Regions from separate parts of the Homo sapiens genome. Here regions 2, 3, 4, 5, 6 and 7 are each linked to region 1. A link is a loop called in an ENCODE intact Hi-C map of the cell type or tissue named here. Cell type or tissue: IMR-90. All regions are shown on one strand.

What was found. Peaks named below come from ENCODE experiments on the same cell type or tissue, not always from the same donor. Only the 100,000 strongest peaks of a DNase experiment are listed, where the experiment ranks them.
Region 2: it touches region 1 in a loop (8-fold over the local background); 13 of 110 quality-filtered maps call a loop at or near these places.
Region 3: it touches region 1 in a loop (9-fold over the local background); 15 of 110 quality-filtered maps call a loop at or near these places.
Region 4: it touches region 1 in a loop (15-fold over the local background); 95 of 110 quality-filtered maps call a loop at or near these places.
Region 5: it touches region 1 in a loop (7-fold over the local background); 86 of 110 quality-filtered maps call a loop at or near these places.
Region 6: a loop joins it to region 1, with 5 times the contacts of the local background. A loop is called at or near these places in 83 of 110 quality-filtered maps.
Region 7: it touches region 1 in a loop (19-fold over the local background); 28 of 110 quality-filtered maps call a loop at or near these places.

Annotation. Positions count from the first base shown.
Region 1 is chrX:107,774,904-107,778,903 of GRCh38, forward strand. TSC22D3 (TSC22 domain family member 3) reads right to left here and starts at 884. Exons shown (of 3, transcript NM_198057.3): 1 at 197-884. The coding sequence starts at 516. NCBP2L (nuclear cap binding protein subunit 2 like) reads left to right here and starts at 2,830. Exons shown (of 2, transcript NM_001348372.2): 1 at 2,830-2,955. RefSeq lists enhancers at 1-230, 231-807, 1,084-1,133 and silencers at 896-1,190, 1,164-1,223. In IMR-90, CTCF peaks have their summits at 981 and 2,453 (motif pointing left); a DNase peak (open chromatin) is centred at 2,428; H3K4me3 peaks cover 460 bases; H3K27me3 peaks cover 900 bases.
Region 2 is chrX:106,892,414-106,896,413 of GRCh38, forward strand. No RefSeq gene overlaps it. Among named protein-coding and RNA genes, the nearest start is that of RIPPLY1, 8.9 kb to the right of the region's middle. RefSeq lists an enhancer at 2,242-2,766. In IMR-90, a CTCF peak has its summit at 2,123 (motif pointing right); DNase peaks (open chromatin) are centred at 2,148 and 2,918; H3K27me3 peaks cover 625 bases.
Region 3 is chrX:107,024,028-107,028,027 of GRCh38, forward strand. No RefSeq gene overlaps it. Among named protein-coding and RNA genes, the nearest start is that of MORC4, 26 kb to the left of the region's middle. In IMR-90, a CTCF peak has its summit at 1,710 (motif pointing right); no DNase peak of the experiment used is centred here.
Region 4 is chrX:107,657,560-107,661,559 of GRCh38, forward strand. No RefSeq gene overlaps it. Among named protein-coding and RNA genes, the nearest start is that of PRPS1, 31 kb to the left of the region's middle. In IMR-90, a CTCF peak has its summit at 2,369; a DNase peak (open chromatin) is centred at 2,392; H3K27me3 peaks cover 154 bases.
Region 5 is chrX:107,716,457-107,720,456 of GRCh38, forward strand. All of the region lies in intron 1 of TSC22D3 (TSC22 domain family member 3), which reads right to left. Among named protein-coding and RNA genes, the nearest start is that of TSC22D3, 57 kb to the right of the region's middle. RefSeq lists an enhancer at 226-305. In IMR-90, a CTCF peak has its summit at 1,807; DNase peaks (open chromatin) are centred at 645 and 1,795; H3K4me3 peaks cover 837 bases; H3K27ac peaks cover 484 bases; H3K27me3 peaks cover 667 bases.
Region 6 is chrX:107,675,120-107,679,119 of GRCh38, forward strand. No RefSeq gene overlaps it. Among named protein-coding and RNA genes, the nearest start is that of PRPS1, 49 kb to the left of the region's middle. RefSeq lists silencers at 1,236-1,295, 2,126-2,245. In IMR-90, no CTCF peak of the experiment used is centred here; a DNase peak (open chromatin) is centred at 1,972; H3K4me3 peaks cover 761 bases; H3K27ac peaks cover 489 bases; H3K27me3 peaks cover 551 bases.
Region 7 is chrX:107,535,688-107,539,687 of GRCh38, forward strand. The region is part of intron 4 of FRMPD3 (FERM and PDZ domain containing 3); the gene reads left to right. The region is part of intron 1 of FRMPD3-AS1 (FRMPD3 antisense RNA 1); the gene reads right to left. Among named protein-coding and RNA genes, the nearest start is that of FRMPD3-AS1, 8.1 kb to the right of the region's middle. In IMR-90, a CTCF peak has its summit at 2,319; no DNase peak of the experiment used is centred here; H3K27me3 peaks cover 181 bases.

The DNA of each region.
Region 1 (4,000 bases):
AGGGCTTGCACCTGCCAGTCCTCCCCTCAGCTCCGCGGTACTCCAGGCAACCTCAAGGTCCAGTCACTGTAGCCTGAGTCAGACCTCCCCAGTACCCCTCCTGAACTTCCTAGTTGCCCCTTTTGCCAGAGATGAGGGTGCAGCAGAGGCTGGTGGGAGCAAGGACCGAGTTGCCGCCGTGTGCCGAGCCACCCACCTGTGGAAGAAGAGCAGGATGGAGAGCATGGTCTGGTCGATGTTGCGGTTGCAGATGCCCTCGTTGATCAGGTAGCAGGGGTCCCGCAGCACCGGCTCTAGCGAATCCTGCCGCATTATGCTGTTGAGCTTGTCGGTATTGAGGTTCTCAAAGACCAGCTTTTCCTGCAGCTGCCGAAAGTTGCTCACTGTAGGGCTGCCCGGGTTGTTGTTCTCCCCGCTGCTGCCTCGCTGGAGCCCACTCCGATGGGCCAGGTCCAGGCAGCAGTTGCAGCAGTCGAGGCCGACAGGTGAGCGGCAATCGAGCTTGGACTGGGCCATCTTCTCAGGCTCGGAGGTCGCCTGGCCTGCGAGGTCAGGGGCGGCTGGCAGGTGCGCGCCCACCGAGCTGGCCTGAGGGGACTCCAGGGTGCCTGGAAAAGACAAGCTGTGAGGAAAAGAGTTGGAAATTAGCGCCTAAAGCCAGCCACCTTCGGCTCGGCCCCCTTCTGGCTGTACTGCTCCGGGTGCGAATAGAAACAGCTGGACAAACAGCTCCGAGCGGATCCTTCGGGCTCACTTCCTCCTCTTCCTCCTTCTCCTCCCCCTCCTCTTGAGGCCGGGGGCCGCCCCCCTGAGGTGCCACACGCGGCCCCAGCGCAGTCCCAAGTTTCCCAAGTGTGAGCGGGGATTGGGGCGGACCTGTGGAGGCAGGAAGGGCGGGCAGCAGGGCAGAGGGAGAGCCAGGGCGCGCCCTTGCTCCCTCCCTCCTTTGCTCCCTCCCTCCCCGGTTTGCAGGCTCTCAGGCTCTCGGGCTCCCCTGGGCTGTGACGGCTGAGCGGTGGCAGGAGCTGAGAGCGAGTGAGCTAGTTAGCGGTCTGCACGCCCGGGAGTCAGCACTGGGATATGACAGCATGTAAATTACCCTAGAGGGGACGGCGGAGAACGGTCCTCCGCCACTTCTCCGGCTGGCGGGCGGGGGCCCCGAGCGGCTGGATCCTGTCCCTCCACCCCTCGCCCCACCCCGCCCGCACCCTTGTGCCCTGGCATCCACGCTGCCGCTCGCACCCTCGCCCGCGCTCCTGGGAGCCGGCCCGGCTCTCACTCTCTCGGCGAGCCGGACGCTTCGGTTCAGGCTCTTTCAGCGCTCATGGCGCATCCTCCGCCAGAAATACGCACGCAGCCCACCCGGGCTGCCGTGCCCCCTCAGTGGCCCGGTCTCGCGGGGCTCGAGCTCGGCGTGAGGGCAAATGTCTCTAGTCTCACCTCGAATGGGTCCCCCTACAGAAGAGACGACGCCCTCGAGAGCCCCAAGTGTTGTAGCCTTAAACTGCCGCCCTCCAAAGCCCCCCTTTTTCTGGGGGGGGGGCGTGCAAGGAGAGCGGTTGCCTCTGCAGAGAGTCAGAGAGTGCCAGGCACACATTAGGAGTACCCAATAAATGCCGTAAGCAAAACTCAGAGAAGCACGCTCAAACTCTCCTCAGTTTCTGTCTCTTTCTGCTTACTTAACGATATCGTCACCTCCTTTCCCCAGCTCGCTGTGTCCTCTCTTCCCTGAACCCCTCAGAGGCAGTCTCTGTCCCGGTTTCCCTCTGCCCCTTCGCCGTCTCTCCTCAGTCCTCCCCTTCCTTCTCTCTGCTCTTCTGCTTCCACTCATTCCACTATTTCCCTTATTTTTTCTCTTTTCTTTACCCATTTCCTCTACTTTCTCCCCCATTTCCATTCTTTTACCTTTCTTTCCTTATTTCTTTTCTCCTTTTCTCTATTTCCTCATTTCCCCTTTCTCCCCTTTCCTCTTTTCTCTCATTTTTCTCTCCCCTACCCCCGCCATTTCCCTTATTTTCCCCTCATTTCTTACTTCAGCACCCCCTCTTTTTCCTCACTTCACTTACCTTCTCCTATTTCTCCAAATTTGTTGTCCTTCTCCTTTTCTGAACCTTACCTGCCACCTTAGTTGATCTCCGTCTGTCGTTACCCTTTCAATAGATGTAGCGATTGCATGTTCACAGGCCTGAGGGGCGTGCCCCAGCTCTGTAAGATGGAGGGATGTTCTGGGTGGGCAAGTGGTGGGTTTCCAGGGTTTCTCAGGACTCAGAGACTTGGAATACTTTAAATGTGTAGGATTAAATAACGATTAGTGTCTGAAAAAACTAAACTTTTCATGACGTTCAGTTTTCACGTAAAACTGACTTACATTTCAGTCAGTACTCCCCACCCCCGCATCGGCTCCTTCATTCACAAGTCTGGCCTTTGAAATAGAGCAGCATATACTGCCATCTAGTGTCCAAGACGTTGAACGTTCTCTGCCTGCGTCACAGAAGCTCGGAGAGGCACCAGAGGTACCTCCTGGTGGAATCCACAGTGCGTTGGTTCCAAGAGTAGCAGGGAAGAAGTGTAGGAGGCGGAGCTGCTACACTAAGAGAGTTCTGTGGCCAAGCTAATAGGCAGGAACACGCTCCTACACTAAGAGAGCTCCAGCTAATAGGCAGGAACACCAATTAGGGCCAGAGCCGCCCTTTTTTCTAGTGGAGCTTCACTTGGCCTGAGTCCCTGCGGATTGGACTTCCATAGATTTGAAACTTCCTCCGGGTACCACAAGCATCAGGCCTGTGATTAAGAGCAAAGAGCGGCCAACTATTGTAACTCTTATTCCCAAGGCCCTGTGGGTCCTATATGTGCCCTGCAACTTGGGGAAAATGGAGGTGGGGTTGTGGTCTCTATGCTGTAGCAGCCGGAAAGCCAAAAACAAGCCGTACTTCTCGCTCTTGACAGGATCCCAAGGTCAGAGGTGAAAGAGGTGCTGGGGGTCACTGACCATACCTGCAAAACTGAGAGTATGGTCCTTTCGTTCTAACAGACTGCTGAGGAGTCTCTATTTCTCCTCTCAAAAGCAAACCCTTTAGATGTATTAATTTCCCTTTTTCTTCTTCTTCGCTTTTTTTTTTTTTAAATGTTCTTGGGTAAAAGCCAGAGGAGGTAGTAGAATATGAAATTTCATCTGCATTGTGTAGACTTATAGTCTACTAAATTGTTTTGTAATTACAGTGTTTATGTTTTTTCCTCTTGTTTATAATTATTTCATGTTAAACGTTATAGCAAAATATATTAGACCCATAAATGTTTATTTAAGTTGTGTTTTGTGAACTGCTGGGACTTTTGTTTCTATATTTGCCTGAGTCCTTTTATCTTTGTGCATAACCTTGGGATGAGGCCCTGGTAGAAGTATTTCCTTCTTGGCATTTGGCACCATTAAACTCAAGATTCTGTCCCCTTGACATTTCCCTTGTTGTAGTCCTTGCTCTCAAGCAGTATTGTTAATAATTCAGTACAGCTTTCCATACTATATCCAGGTTGATCAAGAGTAAATATAATTGAGATATAAAAAAACTACATAGTTCAGAGATAGAGTTCAGGAGCTGGTATGTATTTGCATACAAGTCCAGCTTGTATTGACATATTGCACACCTCCTCAGGAGAAGGCTGACTGGGCAGGGCCACCTTGGCTCCCTTCTGTGAAGCCTTGCTTTGCTGACATATATTGCGTTGGATGGAGAGACTCCAAGCAGCAAAACGTTTTGCATAAACTAAGAAAGCGGAGGGGGGCCCCCACTTCCAGACAGAGCTGGTAGCTTTCTGGGTGGAGCAGAAAGAGGGTATAAGGGGCATCTCTTTCTTGGATGAACTCATTCAACAGTCACTGTGTGCTTGTCCTGTGTCAGGTATAGTGTAAGTGGGGATTCAGAGGTAAACAAAACAGGACAAACTCCCAAAGACTTCATGGTCTAGCTGCAGAAACAGAGCTGCAGACAGACAAAAACAGTACAAA
Region 2 (4,000 bases), 880 kb before region 1:
CTGCTACTGACAGCCAAGCCTGCATCCTCTGCCCCCAAAGTAATATCAAATGACACTGAGAGCTTTGAGTTATTATCGTACTGCTTCTCTCAGTGCCTACAAACAGATGCTGCCATCAGGACCCATGCTGCTGACATGCATCAACACCTCCCAATTTTTGTGCTGACTAGGGACAAGGCTGCCCTTCTGAGACACTGATGGTTATGTCCAACACAAAAAGAGTGGCTAAGTCAAGCTGGCTGTGAGTACAGGACAGCAGCTAATTCTTTAGCAGTGCATGCAGCTTGGCTGAAAAGATAATGTTCACCTCTCTGCAAACCCATCATCTAACATTTAATTGTATTCTTTGCATGTTTCGGAGATGTAGCTGTCTTGGGTCACCAGTCCTGGCAACATGGCACCACTTCTTATAGGTAAAGAATCATAGTTTGATAGTTTCCTGGAGATACAACCTTGGCCTCAGTAGAAGCAGGAGATTGGTGTCAAAGTGTAGTGGTGTGGCCTTCAAAAGTAAGTTCTGTCCTGGATTACAAGTGCTTCATATTTAGTCAGAGCTTAAGGCCCTGGACGATTGCAAGGGTTGGTAGAAAGCACTGGACTCAACATCGAGATTCTGGAGGTTAGTTCTGACTCCTGCACTGACTTGCTATGCAACCTTGAGCAAGTCATTTCCCATGTCATCATCTTCAATATCCTCATTTAAAAATGTTACCGGGTACAGTGGCTCATGCCTGTAATCCAATTTGGAAGGCTGAAGTAGAAGGATTGCTTGAGCCCAGGAGTTCAAGACCAGCTTGGACAACAAAATGAGACCACTGTCTCTATTTAAAAAAAAAAAAAAACAGCAGAGCATGATGGCACACGCCTGCAGTCCTAGTTACTCAGGAGGCTGAGGTGGAAGTATTGTTTGAACCCACGAGTTTGAGGCTGCAGTGAGCTATGATTGAGCCACTACTCTCCAGCCTGGGTGACAGTGAGGCCCCGTATCTAAAACAAAATGAAAAAAAATGAGAGTACTGGGAGTATTAAGAGATTCAAATGAGATCACGGAGGTAAAGTTGCTTTGAAACACAGAAAGAGCGTAGCACCTGTGTAAAGCAAGCTTATTAACATTCCCAGAATATTGAAGGACAAAGATGTGCAGTCCAAGATTCTTGAAAGTGTGCATGGAGAAAAGCAAGTATCTTAGCCCATGTCTTTCCCATAAGCTTCAGGGGAGTGTGTTGACAGTAATTGGGGCACCAGGGTTTAGTAGAGCTAGATAGATAGTGTATTAGTCTGTTCTCATGCTGCTAATAGAGACATACCCAAGACTGGGTAATTTATAGGAAAGAGGTTTAATTGACTCACAGTTCCCCAGGGATGGGGAGGCCTCAGGAAACTTAGGATCATGATGGAAGGAGAAGCAAACAAGTCTTTGTTCACATGGCAGCAGCAAGGATAACTGCCAAGCAAATTGGGGAAAAGCCCCTAATAAAACCATTAGCTCTTCTGAGAACTCACTATCATGAGAACAGCAGCATGAGGTAACCGCCCCCATGATTCAGTTACCTCCCACCAGGTCCCTCCCGATGACATGTGGGGATTATGGGAACCACAATTCAACTTGAGATTGGGGGCAGGGGGGACACAGCCAAACCATATCAGATGGGAAAGGCAAGGGAAGTCAAAGTGGTGACGACTATTATGATAGCATGTGTCAAAAAAGAACAATTATTAGATGTGTATACATTCATATATACACCTATGCACAATGTATAGTAGTGTGTGTACATGTATATATAAATATATGTGCATGTCTCTATCACATCTGTAATGTGCCAAGTACTCTGCCAGCCCCTTACATATGCTGTCTCATTTAATTCTTACATTAACCCTGTTAAAATGGTATTATTATCATTCCTATTTTATACATGAAGAAACTAAGGCTTAGAGACATTTTCTCATGGTCACTTAGCTAACAAGGAGTCGAGCCAGTATTTGAACCCAGGTTTGGTTTAAATCCAGAGTCTGTCCCTATAACCACCAGGTACAAAACAGTGCTGGCCATAGAATCCTCTGGATGGATGAGCCCTGCTCATCCTGGGCTTTGTGCTGTAGGTTTAGAGCTCAGCCACTAGAGGGGGCTGCCTGTCTTGCTGTTAGCGAAAACGAATTGAATCGCTAGGGACTTGGAGGCCGCTGTTCTCTCCCTTGGATGGAAGACTTCTAGAAAAACCCAGAGCCTGACTCCAGCTGGTTCCTGGTCTCTCCCTCAACCTCTTTTAATTCACACTTGGTCCCAGGCCTCAAGGTGTCCCCAGTGATGGGGATAGCAATGCCTTTTTGTGACAGTTTACACACTTCTTTCCCCGTAGGCTGCAGGAGGCCAGGGTGAGCTGCCTGCCCTAAGGGACTTTCAGGGCTTCTCTGGGGGAATAAGGAGGAGGGAAGGAGGAGCCTAGTAGTTAAGAGCCAGGACTCTGTAGTCGCACTGTCCTGTTCTACCCCAGCTTCCCACTCATTGCCTGTGCTACTAACAGGTCACTTCACTTCTCTGAGTCCCAGTTTCTTATCTGTAAACATTAGGATGCCCCACCACCACCACCACCCAGTTCAGGATAAAGTGTGTGTGGTGCCAAGCACAGTGCCTGGGATAGAACGGGAGAGCTCAGCAATTGGTAGTTCCTCCCACTTTTCAGCCAGAGTGAGACATGCCCAGCCAGGGCCCATTCCACTCTGAGGCAGCACAGCACCGAGGGGCAGGAACAGAATTCCCTCATCCCCCTCTCACCCCTGGTAGCCCTGTGCCCACAGCCCAGGTGCTGTGAGAGCCTGCCACTGCCGGGCAGGAGGTCCCCAAACATTCCTCCCTCAGTGACACCTTTCAGAGGCCCTCAGTGTTTCCTGGCCCCTGGCCCAGAGTTCTTCATATCCTCTGACTCACTTCCCTGCAGCCAGAACTTAAATCTTTTCTCCCTTGCCCTCCCACAGATTTAATCCTTCAGCAAACCCTGTTGATTCCACCTCCTGAAAGCACAGGGCTCTGGTGTCAGGCAGCCCTGAACTCTAGTTCTGCCACTTACCATTAATGTAACCTGGAGCAATTGCTGTCATCTCTCAAATCTTGGATCGGTCATTTATTAATTACGTGACCTTAAGATTCCTTAACCTCTCTGAACCTCAGTTTCCTCATCCATAAAACAAGGAAAATAATAGTGCTTGAGTTTTAGGGTTGCCATAAGGATTCAATGAGGTAAAATGTGTAAAAAGCCTGACGCTTAGAAGGTGCCACAATTTACCAACTGTGTGATTTGGGGCAAGTTTTAAAAACCACTCTAAGCCTCAGTTTTCCCAACTGTACCTATCCTTCAAAGTTGTTGTATTAAAGGAGTTAATCCATGTAAGGTTCATAACAAGAATTCCAGAATTATCAGCTGTTCTAACTCTTATCCTCCTAGGTATCCTATTGTCTAGTCTTCTCTGGACAGGGAAAGCCCCACTCCCACACCTGTGGGTGTCACCACCTCCTACTCCCCCGCCCCCCTGCCACCCCGCACTGTGACTTTATGGCTCTCTAGTGGACAGACAGTTCATCTCCTCTCTTCTCCAGTCTCCTGTTGTAAACTGGTGACCTGACTTCACTGTTTTACTTGTCATGGCCTGGTGTTGGTTCCTGTATTTTTTACTTAATCACTGCTGACAAGGCTTGTAGCATCTTCCATGCAGGCACACAAACCCAGGCACAGAAACCCAGCTAACTCTTAGTTTTCTCATTAATAAGTGGGGATAATAATAAGACCTATCTCTAGGACTGTTGTGATTACAAGTACCACACAAGATGATGGGTGTAACGTCAGTAGCAAGTGCTGTGGCACCCGCTGTCAGAGCAGTCATTCCTTGTTGGCTTTCTGTATCTGGGTTTCTGTGTTTCCATGGAGGTTGTCACGAGCCTTGCCAGCCAGGGGATAAACCAAAAACACAGGAACCAACACCATGTTCCTGATAGGCCAAAACAGTG
Region 3 (4,000 bases), 750 kb before region 1:
TGTTGTTGTTGTTGTTTTGTTTTGTTTTTGTTGAGACAAAGTCTTGCCCTGTCGCCCAGGCTGGAGTGCAGTGGTACAATCTTGGGCCACTGCAACCTTCACCTCCTGGGTTCAAGTGATACTCCTGCCTCAGCCTCCCGAGTTGCTGGGATTACAGGCATGCGTCACCAGGTCCAGCTAATTTTGTATTTTTAGTAGAGACAAGGTTTCGCCATGTTGGCCAGGCTGGTCTCAAACTTCTGGCCTCAAGTGATCCGCCTGCCTTGGCCTCCCAAAGTGCTGCTGGGATTACAGACGTGAGCCACTGCGCCTGGCCAGCCTTTTCACTCTCTTAATGGTACAATTTGATGATCAGAAGTTCTTAATTTTAATATATTCCAATTTAATATTTCCCTTTAATGGTTAGTGTTATTTTTGCCTCCCATTTAAAAATATTTGTTATTCCAAAAATCATAAATATGCTTTATTATGTTATGCTCTAGAAGCTTTACTGTTTTGCCTCTCACATTTAGATCTACAATCCACCTTGAAATCATTTTTGTATAGGTGTGAGGTTGTGGCTGAGATTCATTTCTTCCTTCATTCCTTCTATAGACCTAGAACAATTAATTTAAAAGAATTCCTTTTCCCACTGCTCTGCAGTGTTATCTTTGTCACAAATCAAATGTCATATGTGTGTGGACCTATTTCTGGACTGTGTTCTGTTCTATTAGTCTATTTGTCTGTCCTTTTGAAAAGGCCACAGTCTTTATTAATGTAGTTTTATAAGTATTGCTATCTGTGTTAATCTTCCCTTTGTTCTTCTACTTTAGGATTGTCTTGGCTATTCTTGGCTCTTTGCATCACTTTCTAAATTTTAGAGTGAGCGTGTCAATTTCCACTCCCTGAAGAAAGAATGTGCTGAGATTTTAATTGGACTATATTATGTTTATAAATCAATTTGGGCAGAACTCACATCTTTGCAATATTGAGTTCTTCAAGAACTTAGTAAATTCCTCCATTTATTTACATCTGCTTCAATTTCTCTCACTAATATTTTGTAGGTTCTTGTGTAGAGGTCTTGTTAATCTAATTCCTAGGTATTTTATGTTATTCTAAATAGTATTTTTAAAATTTTTTCATTTACAATTACTTGTTGCTAGTCTATTGAAATAAAATTGATCTTTTACATAATGACTTTCTATTTAGTAAAATGGCCAAATTCACTTATTATAGTTTTTATCTGTAGATTATTTTGTCTTTCTATATACATACTCATGCCGTCAATACAGTTTTCCATGAATATGTGTGCCTGTGTATATGTATGTAATACAAATGTCCACTGGGAGACTGCAGCAAAGAGATGTCTCTCATGTGATATAAACTAATTTATCCACTGTAGTTATCACTGAGCAGTCACCCTGTTCTTTTCTCCTTTTCTGAATCCCATTTGTCTACAACTGCTGCCTGACGAGCTACTCAGAAAAGCATGACCACTGATACCACCTATAGTGTCAAGTAAACTGTCTCTGCATGCTTCAAAAATGCTCGCTCTTTAGGGTATCAAATCAGTACTGAGTCCCAAGAATAGGCAAAAAGGGCTTTTCCTATTCTGTATTACACTGTGTTGACTTAGATCTAAAGCTAACCCACTTACGCCCAGAATTTCAGAGCCTTTCTTGAATGTTCCCTGCCATTTCTGGTTTGTTCATCCTTCTCTAACCACAAGGGGTCACTCAGTACACAGGGCTGGGAACACATCCTATATTATCACCTCTGTTCTCTTTCTTCATCTCTTTTGGTTCCTCTCCCCAGAATAAACAAACAAACAAACAAACACTTCTCATAGTTTATCAATGGTAACAAATGGATATTAGTATGTGGAGAGTGGAGGGTAGACAGGGAGCTCATTACACTAGCTGCAGCCAACACAAGAGTTCCCATTATACTTTAGCCATAGTAAAATATTCGTAGTCTTTTGATTTAATTGATCCTTCCTTAAAATGGTGTGTGTGTTGGGTGGGGTTGCAGTCGCAAATACAGACATACCTTGCAGATATTGTGGGTTCAGTGCCAGAGCACCACAGTAAAGTGAATGTTGCAATAAAGTAAGTGACAAAAATTTTTTGGTTTCCTAGTGCATATAAAAGTTATGCTTACACTATACTGTAGTGTATTCAGTGTGCAATACCATTATGTCTAAAAAAAACCAATGTACATATCTGAATTAAAAACACTTTATTGGGCCGGGTGTGCTGGCTCACACCTGTAATCCCAGCACTTTGACAGGACGAGGCGGGCAGATCACCTGAGGTCAGGAGTTCAAGACCAGCCTAGCCAACATGGTGAAACCCCATCTCCACTAAAAATACAAAAATTAGGGCATGGTGGTGGGCGCCTGTAATCCCAGCTACTTGGGAGCCTGAAGCAGGAGAATTGCTTGAACCCGTGAGGTAGAGGTTGCAGTGAGCCAAGACTGTGCCATCGCACTCCAGCCTGGGCAGCAAGAGTGAAACTCCATCTCAAAAAAAAAAAAAAACTTTATTGCTAAAAAATGCTAACAATCATCTGAGCCTTCAGCTAGTCATTATCTTTTTGCTGGTGGAGGGTCTTACCTCAATGTTGATGGCTGCTGACTGATCAAAGTGGTAGTTGCTGAAGGCTGGGATGGCTGTGGCAATTTCTTAACATAAGATAAGAAATGAGTTTGCCACATTGATCGACTCTTCCTATCAGGAGAGATGTCTCTGTAGCACACAATGCCATTTGATATCATTTTACCTACAGTAAAACTTTCAAAATTGGAGTCAGTCCTTTCAAACCCTGCCACTGCTTTATCAAATAAGTTTATGTAATATTCTAAATCCATTGTTTTCTTTTCAACAATGTTCACAGCATCTTCATCAGAAGTAAATTCCATTTCAAGGAACTATTTTCTTTGCTCATCCATAAGAAACAACCCTTTGTTTATTCAAATTTTACCATAAGATTGAAGCTATTCAGTCACATCTTCAGGTTCCACTTCTAATTCTAGTTCTCTTGCTATTTCCACCATATCAGCAGTTATTTCCTCCAATGAAGTCATGAACTTCTCAAAGTTGTCCATGAGGGCTGGAATCGACTTCTTCCAAACTCCTGTTAATATTGATATTTTGACCTTGTTCCATAAATCACAAATGTTCTTAATGGCATCTAGAATGGTGAATCCTTTCCAGGTTTTCAACTTCCAGAAGGTTTTCAATTTTCAACTTTGCCCAGATCTATCAGAGGAATCACTGTCTATGGCAGCTATATCCTTATGAAATGTATTTCTTAAAAAAACAGAAATTGAAAGTCAAAATTACTCCTGCAGAATGGATGCTGTGTTAGCAGGCATGAAAACAACATTGATTTCCTTGTACATCTCCATCAGAGCTCTTAGGTGACCAGGTGCACTGTCAATGAGCAGTCATATTTTTAAAGGAATCTTTTTTCTGAGCAATAGGTCTCAATAGTAGGTTTAAAATATTCAGTAAACCATGCTATAAACAGATGTGCTGTCATCTAGGCTTTGTTGTTCCATTTATAGAGCACAAGCAGAGATTTAACATAATTCTTGGGGCCCTAGGATTTTTAGAATGGTAAATGAGCATTGGTATCAACTTAAAGTCACCAGCTGCACTGGCCCCTAAGAAAAGAGTCAGTCTGTCTTTTGAAGCTTTGAAGCCAGGCATTGAATTCTCTCTAGCTATGAAAATGCTAGATGGCATTTTCTTCCAATAGAAGGCTTTTTTCCTGCTACATTGAAAATATGTTGTTTAGTCACTTTCATCAATGATTTTAGCAAGCTCTTCTGGAAAACTTGCTGCAGTTTCTACATCAGCACTTGCTACCTCACCTTACACTTTTATGTTATAGAGAAAGCCTTGTTTCTTAAACCTTATAAATGAACCTCTGCTAGTTTCAAACATTTCCTCCGATGCTTTCTACCTTTCTCAGACTTCATAGAATTAAAGAGAGTTAGGGCATTGCTCTGGATTAG
Region 4 (4,000 bases), 120 kb before region 1:
CACACCCAAAAAAGAAAAAAAAGTGAAAACCCAAGGAACTCACCACAAGGAACTACTTTATCTTCCTAGAATGTTACATGCCTTTAAAAAAGCAGAAAGTGCACAATGCTTACATTTATAGCTAAGCTGGGTGCGGTGGCTCATGCCTATAATCCCAGCATTTTGGGAGGCTGAGGCGGGAGGATCGCTTGAGCCCAGGAGTTCAAGACCAGCTTGGACAACATAGTGAAACCCCATCTCTACAAAAAATCTTAAAAAATTAGCCAGGTGTGGTGACATGTGCCTATGGTCCCAGCTACTTAGGAGGCTGAGCTGGGAGGATTGCTTGAGCCCAGGAGGTTGAGGCTGCAGTGAGCTGAGATCATGATACTGCACTACAGCCTTGGTGACAGAGCAAGACCCTATCTCAAAAGAAAAAAAAATTATAGCTCAATGAATTTTCAGACACTGAACATACCTGTCATCCAGATAAAAAACCAGAAGTCCCCTCTTGTCCTCTTCCAGCCACTACTTTACTACACACAAGAGTAATCATTGCCTGGAGGCGTTTACCTGGCCTGCTTAGCAGTGGGCACTGACAGCTTGAGACCCACTCTGGCTCAAAGTTCTTTCCAGACTGTGTGTGTGCATATGGGTTCTTGCACATCTGTCTGACTTCCTCACCTAGGCACCTTAGGTTAGAAAGTTCTTCACAGACCTTGATTCAAATTTGAATTACATTAATTCCCAGAAGTGCAATGTAGTGGTTAAGAGTATGGGATTTGGAGTTGAACCTGATTTCAAATCCCAGCTCTATAACTTCTTGGCTGTATGATCTATAACAAGGTAATAACAGCACTGACCTCGGCATGATGTTGTGAGGTTTAGGAGAAACAACTCAGGCTGGGCATGGTGGCTCAGGCTTGTAATCCTAGCTCTTTGGGAGACCGAGGCAGGAGAATTGCTTGAGGCCAGGAGTTTGAGACCAGCTTGGGCAACATAGTAAGAGCCTGTCTCTACAAAATATATATTTTTAATTATCCAGGCAAGGTGGTGCACATGTTAGTTAGTCCCAGCTACTCAGGAGGCTAAGGTGGGAGGATTGCTTGAGCCTAGGAGCTCAAGGCCGCAGTGAGCCATGATCATGCCACTGCACTTCAGCCTGGGCAACGGAGTGAGACCCTGAGGAAGGAAGGAAGGAAGGAAGGAAGGGAAGGAAGGAAGGGAGAGAGGGAGGGAGGGAAAGGAAAGAGAAAGAAGGAAAGAGAAGGAAGAGAAAGGAAAGAGAGAAGGAAAGAGAAAGGAGAGAAGGAAGGAAAGAAGGAAGGAGAGAAGGAAAGAAGGAAAGAACGGAAGGAAGGAAGGAGAAAGGAAGGAGGGAGGGAGGGAAAAAAGGAGAAAGGAAGGAAGGAGAAAGAAAAGAAGGAAGTAGGAACAAAGAAAAGCAGAGAGAGAGAGATGAAGAGAGGGAGGAATTACGTGGTGAAGGATGAAGTGAACAGCGGTGCTTGGCATATAAGCCAGCCCTCAAACAAGGGTAAGTGTTACTATCCTTATTATTATTATTAAGGCTACTGTGAACACTAAATGATATAAATTATGTAAATTACCTGATAAGGTTCCTGGCACTCAGTAAGTGTTAGTTCCCTTCCTTCCTCCCTTCAGGGGAGGACTAGGGAGTAAGTACTTTTTGTAAGTTTGTTCTCCTGGGTTGAAGGGAGGGAAGGAAAAGCTCCAAGGAGGAGAGTGGCTGTACTGTGGGTGGTGTCCTTCTCAGTACTTCCTGGGAGTATGCGGTGTGACAGCTCCCACCACCTCTCTCTGCCTCCCTTTGTGCCCCTACTCAGGACTCCATCAGCAAAGGCCTGGATGGAGCAGAAAGCAATGATGATGGGAAAGCCAGCCCCTCTCTACGGGTTGAGGTTCACTTGGCCCCATAGTTTGAACACTATTCTACTTCCCTCTCAGTATGGTGGAGTAAGGGCCCTGGAGGGCTCTGGGCTAGCACAGGTGCACATCCTAGCTCGGCCTCTGTGAGCCCTTTCTTCCCTTTGGCAAATGCCACTGACTGCTATGCCCAGGCTGCCTCAGTGAAGTCCCGAGATGGCTCCCAGTACCCCAATTTGGGGGTTCCTGGGAGAGCTTGTCACCAAATGTCCAAATACAGTTTGACATAACCTTCATTTTCAAACTATGTCACATTTCTGTGAGGATACAGTATCTTGAAATTAAACAGATCTAGGGCATTACAGTTCCACAAAGTTTTGGGATCAGCTACTCTCATAATTGAATGTAATTTATGAACTCCTGATCCACCTTGTTCCTCTGCAGAGAAATTTGCTACAGCCTCTAGATTTATGAAATTGCCCTTCTCTCTGCAGACAGCAGAGGGCCTCATTAGCACAAACTCAATGTCACTGGCAAATATATGGGAAGGAAAGTTTGCCAAGGTTCTAGAAGCACAGCAAAACTTTGATTAACATAAATAGGCAAGAAAATTGGCCAGTCAGCTTAATTCCCTAAAAAAAACCCTGGATTTCCTGAGTTAATAGGGGTTGAGCAGAAGCTTCTTGCTGTTCCACCCTTTGTGGTCGAAAATTCATCCAAAATTCCCAAATCCTCTTTGCTCCCTCAGCTGGTAATAGGGATCCTGGATAGAGTTGCCAGATTTAGAAAATAAAAATACAGGCCAGACGCGGTGGCTCACGCCTGTAATCCCAACACTTTGGGAGGCTGAGGTGGGCGGATCAATTGAGGTCAGGAGTTTGAGACCAGCCTGGCCAACATGACGAAACCCCATCTCTATTAAAAATACAAAAATTAGCCAGGCATGGTGGCACATGCCTGTAATCCCAGCTACTCAGGAGGCTGAGCCGGGAGAATCACTTGAACTTGGGCAGCAGAAGTTGCAGTGAGCTGAGATCGCACGACTGCACTCCAGCCTGGGTGACAGAGCATGACTCCATCTCAAAAAAACAAAAATTAAAAAAAAGGCCGAGTGCAGTGGCTGACGCCTGTAATCCCAGCACTTTGGGAGGCTGAGGCAGGCAGATCACTTGAGGTCAGGAGTTCGAGACCAGCCTGGCCAACCAACATAGTGAAGCCCCGTCTCTACTAAGAATACAAAAATTAGCTGGGCATGGGCCTGGCGCGGTGGCTCACGCCTGTAATCCCAGCACTTTGGGAGGCCAAGGCGGGCAGATCACCTAACATCGGGAGTTTGAGACCAGCCTGACCAACGTGGAGAAACCCTGTCTCTACTAAAAATACAAAAAAGAAATTAGCCGGGCATGGTGGTGCATCCCTGTAATCCCAGCTACTTGGGAGGCTGAGGCAGGAGAATCGCTTGAACCTGGGAGGCAGAGGTTGCAGTGAGCCGAGATCACGCCATTGCACTCCAGCCTGGGCAACGAGCGAAACTCTGTCTCAAAAAAAAAAAATTAGCTGGGCATAGTGGCAGACACCTATAATCCCAGCTACTCAGGAGGCTGAGGCAGGAGAATCACTTGAACCTGGGAGGCAGAGGTTGCAGTGAGCTGAGATCACGCCACTGCACACCAGCCTGGGCAACAGAGTGAGACTCAGTCTCAAAAAAAAATTTTTTTTTTAAAGAAAATAAAAATATAGGATGTCAGATAACAGGTCTGGACATTATATATTGAACCATAAGACTCCGAAAGATGGAGAGAAGGCAGATCCAGTAGAGACCTCAGGACCTGAGGCAGTGAGTTCCCCGGGTTTTCTTTTTGCCTCACATATCCCAGACTGGGTTCTAGAGAGACTGGCTACCCAGAAACTCCAGTGGGTACACACAAAAAAAGCCCTAACAAAATCTGGCTCTCTCTAGGGAAAGGACCAGGCAAGAGGCAGCCTATCAAGACATAAAACCTTTAGACAATAACCAAACACCACAAAGCCAACTGGCCCCACCCCACCCATGTCAGCAAGGGCCAAGTGGGAAGCCAGGTTACAAGAAGGTATTTCCAATCTCCCACCAGGTTTCAGAAAAGGCCAGTACAGA
Region 5 (4,000 bases), 58 kb before region 1:
GCTGCAGCAGCTGGTTTTCACGGCGCAGCGGCCGCAGGGACGCTTCGATGACGGATCCCAGAGCGGCGGTGACCCCCCCCTTCCTGCGTCCCCTCCCCCCCGCCCCTTCCCAGGATGCTGCACCGCGGGGAACAGGGACCGGCGGCACACAGCTCGCTCAGAGACCGGGCTCCTAGCCCAGCTCCGGCCGGCGCCCCGGCTCGGGAGGCGCCGGAGCTGGGGCCAGCGGTTACCTGTTGTCCAGCTTAACGGAAACCACATCCCCTCCAAGCAGAGAAGAGAAGAAGGAGATGGAGAAATTGTGCAGCTGGTAGACCGCCACCTCCATGGGGGTCTGATACATTTCGGTGTTCATGGCTCGGGCTGCTAGGAAGCTCTGGCCGGGTTTCGTGCGGGGCTGGGCGGCTGGGCGGCTGGGTGGCTGCTGGCAGGCTGCGCTGGGCTGGGCTCTGCGCTGGAGTCCGGCCCTGAGGCTAGGAGCGGGGCGAAGGCTGCAGAACGAACCCAAAGCCAAGCAGGCGCTCCAGCTGGAGTTGAAGGGAAGTGACTCGAGGGGTGTCACCTCGTATGTCACAAACTCCACGGCCGCCAGTCCAACCCAGACTCGGAGATATTTTGGCTCCTGCTTCTTTATATAGGAGGAGCCGGCTGCGTCACATGGCGTCAGGGGCCATGCAAATGAGTCCTGTACCGGGCTTTGTGGCCCAGTTAAACCACATCCCCTCCCTGAACCTTAGGCTGGGACTGTAAACAGTTCAGCACTTTCTTGTACCAACTGGCATCTCCAAAGAAGGCTCTGGAGATCGATAAAAACCAAACTGGAGCTGATTTCTAGAGAAATAAGAAATACAAATGCCCTAACAAGAGGCAGAGGGCATTCAGTAAAGAACAGCGCTAGTTTGAAAAGCTCTTCTTCAGGTGGCAGCCAGCATGCCCCCATGGCTTTGCATGCTCTCCCATGTCATACTCCCTGGACACGCGCCCTCACCATCACGGCCTCACCCTCTTCCCAGTCACTGCCCTCTCAGTCTCTCCCCTGCACACATACTTTGTCACCTGCACATTCACTCTCTAATCAACTCAGCTTTCCCCTCACCAGCCAGCTGGCCTGCCGACCTGCCCTGAACCCCAGCACTCATCCACTTGCCCCTTCCTCTGAATGTTCAGGTGTGGGAGTACTTGTCTGTGGACCGGCACATGTACAGATCTGTGACATGCATGTAATGCATGCACAGGTCCATGCTAATCTACAGATGCATATGTATGGAGGAGAGGGTGTCCGGGAGCTGAGGTGAGTGGGTGAACATGTATGGGAGAGCAGCTAGGTGGGTGACAGAGGAGGTGAGGAGGAGACAGGGTATTGGAGTGAGCACTGGAGTGACCACAAGATGCCAGCCCTTTTCTCTTTAGTCTCCACATTCTACTCTTTGAAGAAAATACATTCAACATTATCCAGGATCCCGTGTCTCTATTTTTTAAAAACACAACTTTGTTACTTTTCTTTAAAACAGCGAATGACAATAACACTCCAAACCAAAGGTATACATTTATATAAACGATCCCAGGAAAACACCTGCCCTGTGATGGGCCCAGCCATGCACAGCATTAGAGGTACTTCAGGAAAAACAGACTCCAAACCATAAACAAGATGAGGTGATTGTTCCATAATAAAAGTTACACGTTTCCATTAAAATATATCTTATTTATATTCAGCCTCAAGCTGAGGGAAAAAAAATAAAGGCACCAGAGACTTGAGGTCCTTTTCTTCTGCTCCTTCCTAAGTGAGGCCACCTGGTGGACAAAAGCAGAATTTCCACCAGAAGGAGCAAGAGGGGCAGGGACAGGTGATGCAACCGGGAATATTATTTACACCAACTCAGGACCAAAGGAGAACATTGGGTTCCACCACATATACAACAGTTTGGATGAAGTTAAGGCCAGTACCCATGAATCAGTGCTCCACAGGCTGTGGTCCAAAGAAAGATCCTAACGCAATCATGCTATTGGAAAAGTACTGGGGCCTCTTATCAGCAAAGAAGGTAATTATTGTTTGCTTCAGGACATTTATCTTAACCAGGTGCCTGGCACTAACACCCTGGCCAAGGCCCCAGCCAAATGCAGTCTGAAGGCCTTGATTTCCTCCCGGCTTCCAGGGCAGTTATGCCACTGAACAGCCAACATTTTTGGCTATGGTGTGGTGCTCTATTGGTGGATTCCAGTGGTGATAATATGTGTACAAGAGCCATTATATTGCAAAGTACTGACCAATAGAACTAAGTAAACCTGCTGCACTAGCCCGGGATGGTGTTTTTCTTCATCTCACTTTAGGTGGGAGACAATAATGATCTCAGGACATTCTGTTAACTTTAAGACACAACCTCTCTGAACACGGTGTTTGCACTAAGACATGTGTAGTAGACAGAACAAAGTGCAGGCTATACTTATGGGTCATCAAGAACATTCACTAAAAAAAAAAACCTCTTAAATCAGGAGCTTAACTGGTATCAGAATTCCCTGATATATTAATATTAATTTGCCCTCTGCACCACATAGAGTTTTCTTGGTTCAGAAAGTCTCCGAGCTGACCTTTCATTGGCTTGTTAATTTTTCCTCAACTATTGCTTTCCCCTCCCCCGAAGATTCCAAGGAAGATGATGAGAAGAAAAGGGGACAGAGAAATAAGCTGGGCTGGCAGGGGAAAAACACCACCAGGAAAACAGGGCACAGGACAGAAGTAAAAACAGCTCCTTCAAGAGGGACTCCCTTATGTGGAGACAGAGGCAGAGAAATCCAGGTGGTATGGGAAGGGAAGGCAAAAGGGTTAAGGTTCCCAGCAAAGCTGCATTTGAATTGATCATTAATTTGTCTACGGCCATACCACCCTGAACACACCTGATCTCGTCTGAGTTGTTCATTAGTTATACTTCAATTATAAAAGCAAATTGAGTCTGAGACTCACTGACAATAATAGTTACTATTAATAGAGCATCAGCTATGGGCAGACACTGTGCTGGCTGCACCACCAACCCCAAGGTTTAGGCACTGTCACTATCATTTTACAGATGAAGAAACCAAGGGTCTGAGAGGCTACCTTGCCCAAGGCGGCAAAGGTAATAAATTACAGAGCTAGAACTGCAGCCCAGGGTCTTCCTGACCCAGAGATCAAATCTGTTCCTACTGCACTGATCAGTGGGGCAGGGAATAGGTTTGTTGAATGGTTAGAGGCTTGAATGAGTGAGTTGAGGAAGTTGGTAGGGGGTTTGGAGGTGCCAGAGAGTGGTAAGGAAGAAGAAAGGGTGAGAAGCAGCAGCCCTACTATTAGAGAGGTCCAGAGACTGCCTTTGAGTTCTGCGAGCCTTGGCTTTTCTGACACGTGAGGCAGAGGAGAGCTGCAATGGGTGACTGGAACAATATCCAACTGTCCAAATGAGCTTTATGAGACGGCCATGCTCAACCACATCATTCCAAAAGGCAGCCAAGCAATCCTCAAAGAAAGCTATCTGTTTGGGAAATAGGAGACATTAATCTAACAGGGTGGCTTCCAGAATGGAACGTGTAGGAGAGTGTACAATATTCCAAATCAAGTATGGAGTCTTGGCAGCACAATCACAATGCAGTCAAACTTTGAGTTCCTGGAGCCCCACTCACCGGCAACTCTTAATTAACTCCTTTTTCCCCCTATTCCAGCTTTTAGGAAAATGAGGTCAATAAGAAAACAAGTTCGTATCAAAGATTTAGTTAAAAAAAAAAAAAAAGACTTGGAAAGGAGGTCCCAGGTTCAGCCCAGACTCAGACAAGCTCTCATCCTCTCTACATCTCTGGTTCTGCTGAGTGAGATGTGATCACCCTGAGACCTTATGATCCTCCATTAGGAAAGAATGAATGGATCCCAGGGTCCACTGGCTCCCTAAGGGAAGAATATGGACTTAAATGTCTCTGTAGAAAGATTTTCTGGCCAGGCGCAGCGGCTCACGCCTGTAATCTCAGCACTTCAGGAGGC
Region 6 (4,000 bases), 100 kb before region 1:
CCCCAGCAAACATGGGTCCTAAGCTTGTTGAGACCATGCTCTGTGACAGTCTAGAGTCTTCATCAGACAGCCATGTCCATCATCTGGGGAAAAGGGAAAAGGCTCAGAATAGGAAGAAAGATGAAAGATGGGGCCTCGGGGCAGAGATTGGTGAAGTAGAGGCAGTGTAGTGAGGCGGAAAGAGTTCAGGCTTTGTCACTTAGTGGCTGTGCAACATCAGGAAAGTTACTTAACCTCTCTGAGCTCCAGTTTCTGCGTCTTTAAAACTTGGGTAATAATCTTTGCCCTAAAGGTTGTTGTGAAGATTTAAGTGATTCACAAAATATATAAAGCACTAAGCACATAGTAGGTCCTCAAGAAATGCTTGGCTGTCCATTTGGAGAAGGGAGAAATAAGATGAGAAGATTTTATAAGGAGGCTACTAAGCAGTAATTTTCCCACACTCATGGAAACTGGAACAAAAAGAAAGACTATGGCTGGAGTAGAAAGGATTTGGGTGGGTTTGGGAAGAACCTGGTGACTGTCAGAAGTTGCAAACTGGTGGCTAACAGACTGAATCCAGCCCTTGGGCAGGTTTTGTTTGGCCTGAACAGTGTTTTCCATAAATTTGAATTAGTTGCCAACCTTTTAAAAAGTGGAAGATTTCACATAAAAATCCACATATTGGCTTCTTTTGCAAAAAAGCAGAGAATCTAGCAACTCTGGACCCTCATGGCTGCATGGCAATGATTGTGGGAAGGGAGTAAGGGCCGTTTGTTTTAGAGGGTTTTTCATGCCAGTGCTTTGCAAACCGTAATGTGTGTAATTGCGACATCCAGACGGAGCAAATCCTTAGAGACAGAAAGTACAGCAGCGGTTGCCCATGGCTGTGGGGAGGGAAATGGGGACTGACTGCTAAAGGGTCTGGGGTTTCTTTTTGGAGTGATGAAAATGGAACCAGATAGAGGTGGTGGTTACACAACATTCTGAATATACTAACAACTTCTTAATTGTACACATTAAAAGGGTGAATTTTATGGCATGTGAATGATACTTTAATAGGGCTGTTATTTTTAAAATGCAAATGCTGATTCAGTAGATCCCAGCTGGGGCTCAAGATTCTGCATTTCTGACAAGCTCCCAGTTGTGGTTCATGCTGCCGGGCTTGGGACCAGCTCTGAGCAGCGAGCTCTTGCACTGCTGGTTTTCAGAGTCAGCTGCACATTGGAACCACCTGGGGAGTTTAGAAAAACACTCCTGCCTAGGTCTCACCCCCTGGGATTCTGATAACATTGGTGTAAGGTGAGACCCGGGTGTCCGGATTTGTAAAAGCTCCCCAGGTGATTATAATTTGCAGCCAATTTTGAGAACCACCCTCTTGTACCCTGGCCACTTTCCCCTTTCCCCTTACCTGCCTAGGCAGGCTCTCAGGCATTTGACCCCTGCTCTCCTCTAAACCCCAAAGCTTGGCTTCCAAGGCTGTGCCAGGGCGGCCAGCCCTGCCTGCCTCTCCACCTCCTCCCTGCCCACCCCTCATCCCACTGTAGTTCTGGGATTCTGAGGCCAAACCTTCATTGCCTCCCCCACTTTTTCCCGCCTCCCTAGTTAGCGGAGCTTGTTTTGTTTTCTTGGGCAGCTTTGAGTGAGGACATGTGTCAGAGGCGTTTGGAAAATCTAAAGAACTCACGTCCTTCCCTGGTGCCTCTTGTCCCCACTCCAGTCACCCGGAACTCACCAGGAGCCCCAGGCAGGGCGAAGCGTCCCGGTCCCGCCCTCGTCTGGCGGCCGCATGGAGGCCCACATGCCTTACGCTCCCCAAGCCGGGGCCGCGTGGGGCGACATGTGCTGCCGGTCACAGGGGAGGGTGGCCAGAGGCAAGTGATGCTGATCAGCATGGGCTTGGAAGCCGCCTAAGAACCAACCACAGCGACTTTTCCAGTGGGATGAGGAGGACGGGGAGGAGAAAAAAGTGGGCGGGGGCGGGGGAGGAGATCTTACACCAAGGCTTACTGGGTAATTTATTATTGCGTGAGAGCGTCTTAGAGCAGCAGCCCTGATCAACGTCCAGACATAGCAAGTCATTCCAAGTGAAAAGAGGTTACAACCACAAAAAGACAGAACATTTCGTTCTGAGTGGGAGGGAGACAGCTGGGCAAGGCCAATGGAAAGGCCCCCCAGCCAGGCTTGCTTTTAAAGTACTGCTACCATTTCCCAGCTATTTTAAGCATAACATCGCCAATTTTTTTCCCCCACTGACTACCTGTTTTCTCTGTGAAGGCGGCTTGAATGCAGCTGTGTGTGTCCTCTTTTTCTCAGGTGCTTGCTTTTTTCCTAGAGATTGGAAAGGAGTTAATGAGATTCTACCTAGAAGGTACGGAAGAAGCTGGGAAATAAAGCTGACAAATCAAGGACTTGATTGCCAAGGCGATCCTAATTGATTTAGCACCAGGGACATTTTCACACTTGCTCTCCATAACTCATCTGAGGTGGAGGGGAAGTAAGTGCCTTTGGAGAGACCTGTGGGCACTTTGGAGAGCAAAAAACGCTGCCTCCGGTGGTGGGTCAACCTCAGGAATTCCCTCTCTTTTCAAGAATAGCTTTCCCGGCTGGGCATGCTGGCTCACGCCTGTAATCCCTACACTTTGGGAGGCCGAGGCGGGTAGATCACTTGAGGTCAGGAGTTCGAGACCAGCCTGGCCAACGTGCTTGAAACTCCGTCTCTACTAAAAATACAAAAAATTAGTGGGGCATAGTGGTGCATGCCTGTAATCCCAGCTACTCAGAAGGCTGAGGCAGGAGAATCACTTGAGCCCAGGAGGCAGAGATTGCAGTGAGCCAAGACCCTGCCACTGTACTCCAGCCTGAGCAACAGAGCCAGACTCCGTCTCAAAAAACAAAACAAAACAAAAAAGAAAAGATTAGCTTCCCCCTTGGGTTTTCAGTGGTTGGTGTGAACTGTGGCACGTGGATGCCTGCAAGAGAGCAATCGAAGGTGGCAGTGCTGGGCTGGACTGAGGGGGCTGCCAGGAGGGCTATGTAGGAGGTGATCTTTTGAGCTTTTTAAGCTTCTTGTTCCTTCCTTCCACCCAAGAGATCAGAAACTCAGCTGGGGTGGAGGCTGTGGCCCCGGGGAAGCCCAGCTTTGGACAGGATGGGAGCTGGACATTCTCAGAAAGCTCAGTCCCTTGGTGGCTGCTTCCCCACATGGAAAAAGTGTTGACGGGACAGACTCTCAGCGTCTCTTCTGCCCAGCCTGGCTTAGCCAGCTTGCTCTCTGTCCCTGTCCTTTGTTCCCTGTCTCTGGCTCCTTCTCCTACAATGGCACAAGACAGAAAAGGCAAAGTGCTGAGGTATAGAGGGCAAGTGGCTCCGAATTAGGGTGAAAGTCCCAGGGAGAACTGCCATCTGTGGAGCAAGGACTGAGATTGTCTGAGAAGGATCCATGAGGAAGCTCTGTGGCCAGGCAATGGTGGCCCGAAGGGGATGGTCCTGAGCTGTGGCCTTGGGGAAAAAGGTCTGATGAGGGATGAGGGAACCAAGAGGGGACGATGGGCATAAAATCGAAGGGGGATAATCATAATAACTAACGCTTATTAAATCCTTACTATGTGCCAGATGCAAGGCTAAATGCTTACCTGAATAATCTCATTTAATCCTAGCATGTACCTTTATTATCACAATTTTGCACTTTGGTAGCGGACATTCTGGCTCAGAGAGGTTGAGTAATTTGTCCAAGTTCTGCAGCTAGTGAGGGGAGAATGAAGCCTAGAACTCAGATGCATCTGAGTTTAGAGCCACTCCCCTTAACCACCATACTAGGCAGCCTCCCCACTAACTACATAATGGCCTCAGAGGTTACCAAGGAAGGTGCTGGCAACTCCATCCCAAGCCCCGAGGGACCACTGCTTCCCAGATCCTAGAGAAAGACAGCAAGGATCTTGGGCAAATTCTAACCCTACCTTTGCATCCCATGGGGAAGAGCCCTTCCCTGCTATCACCCTCCTCCTGTCCCTGATGAAGC
Region 7 (4,000 bases), 240 kb before region 1:
AAAGGCAAAACAGAACAAAAACTATGTGCAATAGCAAAACCAGGAAATCAACAATGACACAACGTATGTATATGATTCAATATGAATTTATCACATGTGGGTTTATGTCTCCACCAACACAGTAAAGATACCCCATTTACCATAATATTGTTATTATACGTTGCATGCCTGTGTCAAAGTATCTTATGTGCCCTAGACATACATATATCTACTATGTACTCACAAAAATTTAAAACTTAAAAAAATCACTGGACAAGTCTGTCACCCAAAGGATTCCTCGTGTTGTCCTTTTATAACCACACTCACTTCACCGCCTACACCCAATCCCTGTCAACCACTTTACATTTCCCTAATTTTATTTCAAAAATATTATATAAATGGAAGCAAGGCACTGTGGCTCCTGTCTGGAATTTCAGCTACTTAGGAGGCTGAGATGGGAGGATCACTTGAGGTCAGGAATTTGAGATCAGCCTGAACAACATAGAATGAGACCTCGTCTCTAAAAATTTTCTTTTTAATTTAGCTAGGTGTGGTAGGGCACACCTGTAGTCCCAGCTACTTGAGAGGCTGAGGCAGGAGGATTGCTTGAGCCCAGGTGTTGGAGACTGCTTTGAGCTATGATAGCACCACTGTACTCCAGCCTGGGCAATAGAGCGAGGCCACTTCTCTAAAAAACAAGCAAAAATAATATATAAATATAATTATATAATATGTAACCTTTGGGGATTGACTTTCTTCACTTAGCAAAATGTCCTCTTAGCAAAATGTCCTCGAGATTCATCCAACTTGTTGCATGTATCAATATTTTGTTCCGTTTTATTGCTGAGTAGTACCCATGGTATTCCATGGTGTGGATGTACCAGTTTGTTTAATCATGTACCCGTTGAAGGGCATTGGGTTGTTTCCAGTTTTGAACTACTACAAATAAAGCTGCTATAATATTTGTGTACAGGATTTTTGTGGGCATAAGTTTTCATTTCTCTGAGATAAATGCCCAAGAGTACGATTGCTGGATCAAATAGTAAGTGTATATTTAGCCTATTAAAAAACTGCCAGACTGTTTTTCAAAGTGGCGGTGCCATTTTACATTCCCATGAGATATTATATTTACATGTTTATTGTCTCTGTCCCTCATTAGAATGTCAGCTCCATGAGGGTAGAGACTGTGTTTTGTTACTGCTGTATCCCCAGCACCTGGCACAGAGTAGGTGCTAATAAATATTGGTTGACGGAAGGAAGGAAACCCAGTTTCTAGCCAACAAAGCAACCTAAACAAAACTCAAGTGTCCAAACTTAGGTGCAGAATAAAGGGCGTAACACTCACCCCAATCTCTATCTCGACTTTCCCATCCCAGTGCCTCCAACATTTTCTTACCCCCTGTTCTGCTTACTCTGCAGGTCCCAACCCATGGCCCCTTTGCTGCGGCCAGGCTGATTTCCTTCTCCTTCTTAGGTACATTTCCTTCTTAGGTCTTACTGCCCCGTGGACTTTTGTCCTTTTGCTATTCCACATCTCTTCTAATACATGTCTGTTTCTTTTAAGACCTTGTTTGATACTCATGTTCTCCAAACAGCTTTGCCTGACTAATCTCAATGAGCATTTCCCTAATTTTTTCATTCACTCATCAAGCATTTATTAAATACCTACTATTCTGGACACTCTTCTAGGCTGGGAATATAGCAGTGCACAGGACAAACATAGTCCCTGCCCTCACAGAGCTTACATTCTAGTTCTCAGTCTTGTGCTCTCTAAATCCTTGGAGCATAGAAGTGGACGAGTACACACACACGGGGCTAATTGTCAAAACATTTAATGACCTGTACAGTAGGAGCCAATCCAGTCAAAATATAAGCCAGTAATAACACCGGAGCAGAATCTTGAAGGCCTCCTAGTTGTGCCAGATGTTAACCCTGTAGTTGATCTACGTTTGTAAGGAGGTCCAGGGGGAGAGGTCAGGTGGCATCCAGGAAGCATAGGGCAGTGCCTATTTACCAATCAGTGTGAAAGAATCTCTCTGTATTTTACAACTGGTATGGCCATCCCAGTGCATGCCAATTGAATGTCAGCCTTACCTACATGTGCAGTCGATCCTCATTATTTGCAGATTCCCTATTTGCAAATTTGCCTACTCCCAAAAATTTATTTATAACCCCCAAAATCAATAATCACGGCACTTTCCTGGTCATTTGCAGACATGTGCAGAGTGTGAAAATTTTGATTTACCCCATGCACACGTTCCCAGCCGAGGTCGGACAAGGTGATGCTCTGCCTTCTTGTGTCAGATCTCATACAGAGGTAATCAGAGGATGAAGACGATAGGGGGCAGTGCAGTGTAGTGCAAGAAAGAAACTGCAGTTCTGGGGCCAGTTGGACGGGGTTTGAATCTTGACTCTGGCACCTGTGAGTGGAGTGGCCTCAGGCAAGTCACTTAACACTTTTGAACTTCATTTTCTCTTTGTAAAATAAAGAACATAGAAGCTACTAGGATGAGTTGTTTTTACATTTTAACACCATAATTTATGTGAAATATTGGAGCAACAGTTCAGTATTCACTAATTCAGTGTTTATGGAAATGTCATAGAACGTAACCACCTTAACAAGTCTCCATTGACAGATCTTCTCTCTTTAGCTATACTGAAAGCTTCTTGAAGACCCCCAATATGTGTTTAATGTTATACCCCCTACATCACAGAAAATACTACTGTGTTCACAGCAGGCACTTGGCATCTCATGGGTGCAAGGAGACTGCTACCTATTACAGAACTCTTGTCATGTTAAAGTTTGATTACCACTACTTCCAGAAGACAACCTCCTAATAGGTCCAGGATGTGGCCTAGGAATCTATATTTGTTAAAAAAAAAAAAAAAAAAAAAAAAACCACTGGACCAGACAATCTGCAAGTCTCCTTCTATTAATAGCTCCTACATTATGTGGCTGATAATGGCCTAATACCTACTCCTACATACTGTGGCTGGTAATTTTATTTTATATATATAGAGTCTCACTCTATTATCCAGTCTGGAGTGCAGTGGTGCCATCTCAGCTCACTGCAACCTTTACCTCCTGGGTTCAAGTGACTCTCCTGCCTCAGCCCCCGAGGAGCTGGAATTACAGGCATGTGCCACTACACCGGCTAATTTTTGCATTTTTAGTAGAGACGATGTTTCGCCATGTTGGCCAGGCTGGTCTCGAATCCCTGACCTCAAGTAATCTGCCCGCCTTGGCCTCCCAAAGTACTGGGATTACAGGCGTGAGCCACCACACCTGGCCTGGTAATGGTTCTTGACCCTGTTTATCCATTATAACCATCTGAGAAGCTCTGAAAACTATTAATAGTCACTTCTGATTCATTCGAGCAGCAGAGACAGAAAAAAAAAAAGAAAACATGAAAATATTGATACTTGGGCTCTTGCCCTGACTCATTGAATTAGAAGCTCTGGAGATGAGGCCCTGGTATTGGTCTTTTGAAAAGGCTCACCAAATGATTCTGATATGGAGTCTCTCTCAGATGACATTTTCCTTGTAAGAGTGACTCATAGCATGGCAGACAATTGGGGAGAGGGGTCACAGGAGTTCTTTCCCAGGGCCCCTCAAACCATACTGCATAGATAGCCACTTAATAAGCTTCTGTGTACTTAAGGGTATTCCTTAATCTTTGAATTACCAACTAGTCCTCATGACTGACTGGATATTTATTAATCTTGAAATCTTTAGACCTTGGCACACAGTAGGCACTCAGTAAATATTTTTAAACGGATAAAGTACCGGATTATGACCAAGAATGACCCTGATAAAGCAAGTACAGACAATCTGTTTCAAATGAAACCCAGTTTTCTGGTTCTGAAAACAGCCTGTACTTAAAGAACTGGAATCCCTTCTGCTTGGAGCCACCTGCCCAGAAAAAGAAAGCCAAAATAATGGGAACCACCTCAGAGAAACTGGTTTTCTACAGAGCTTCCTGACGTATAGTGTTTGTCAGATGGTAGATACTCCAACCAT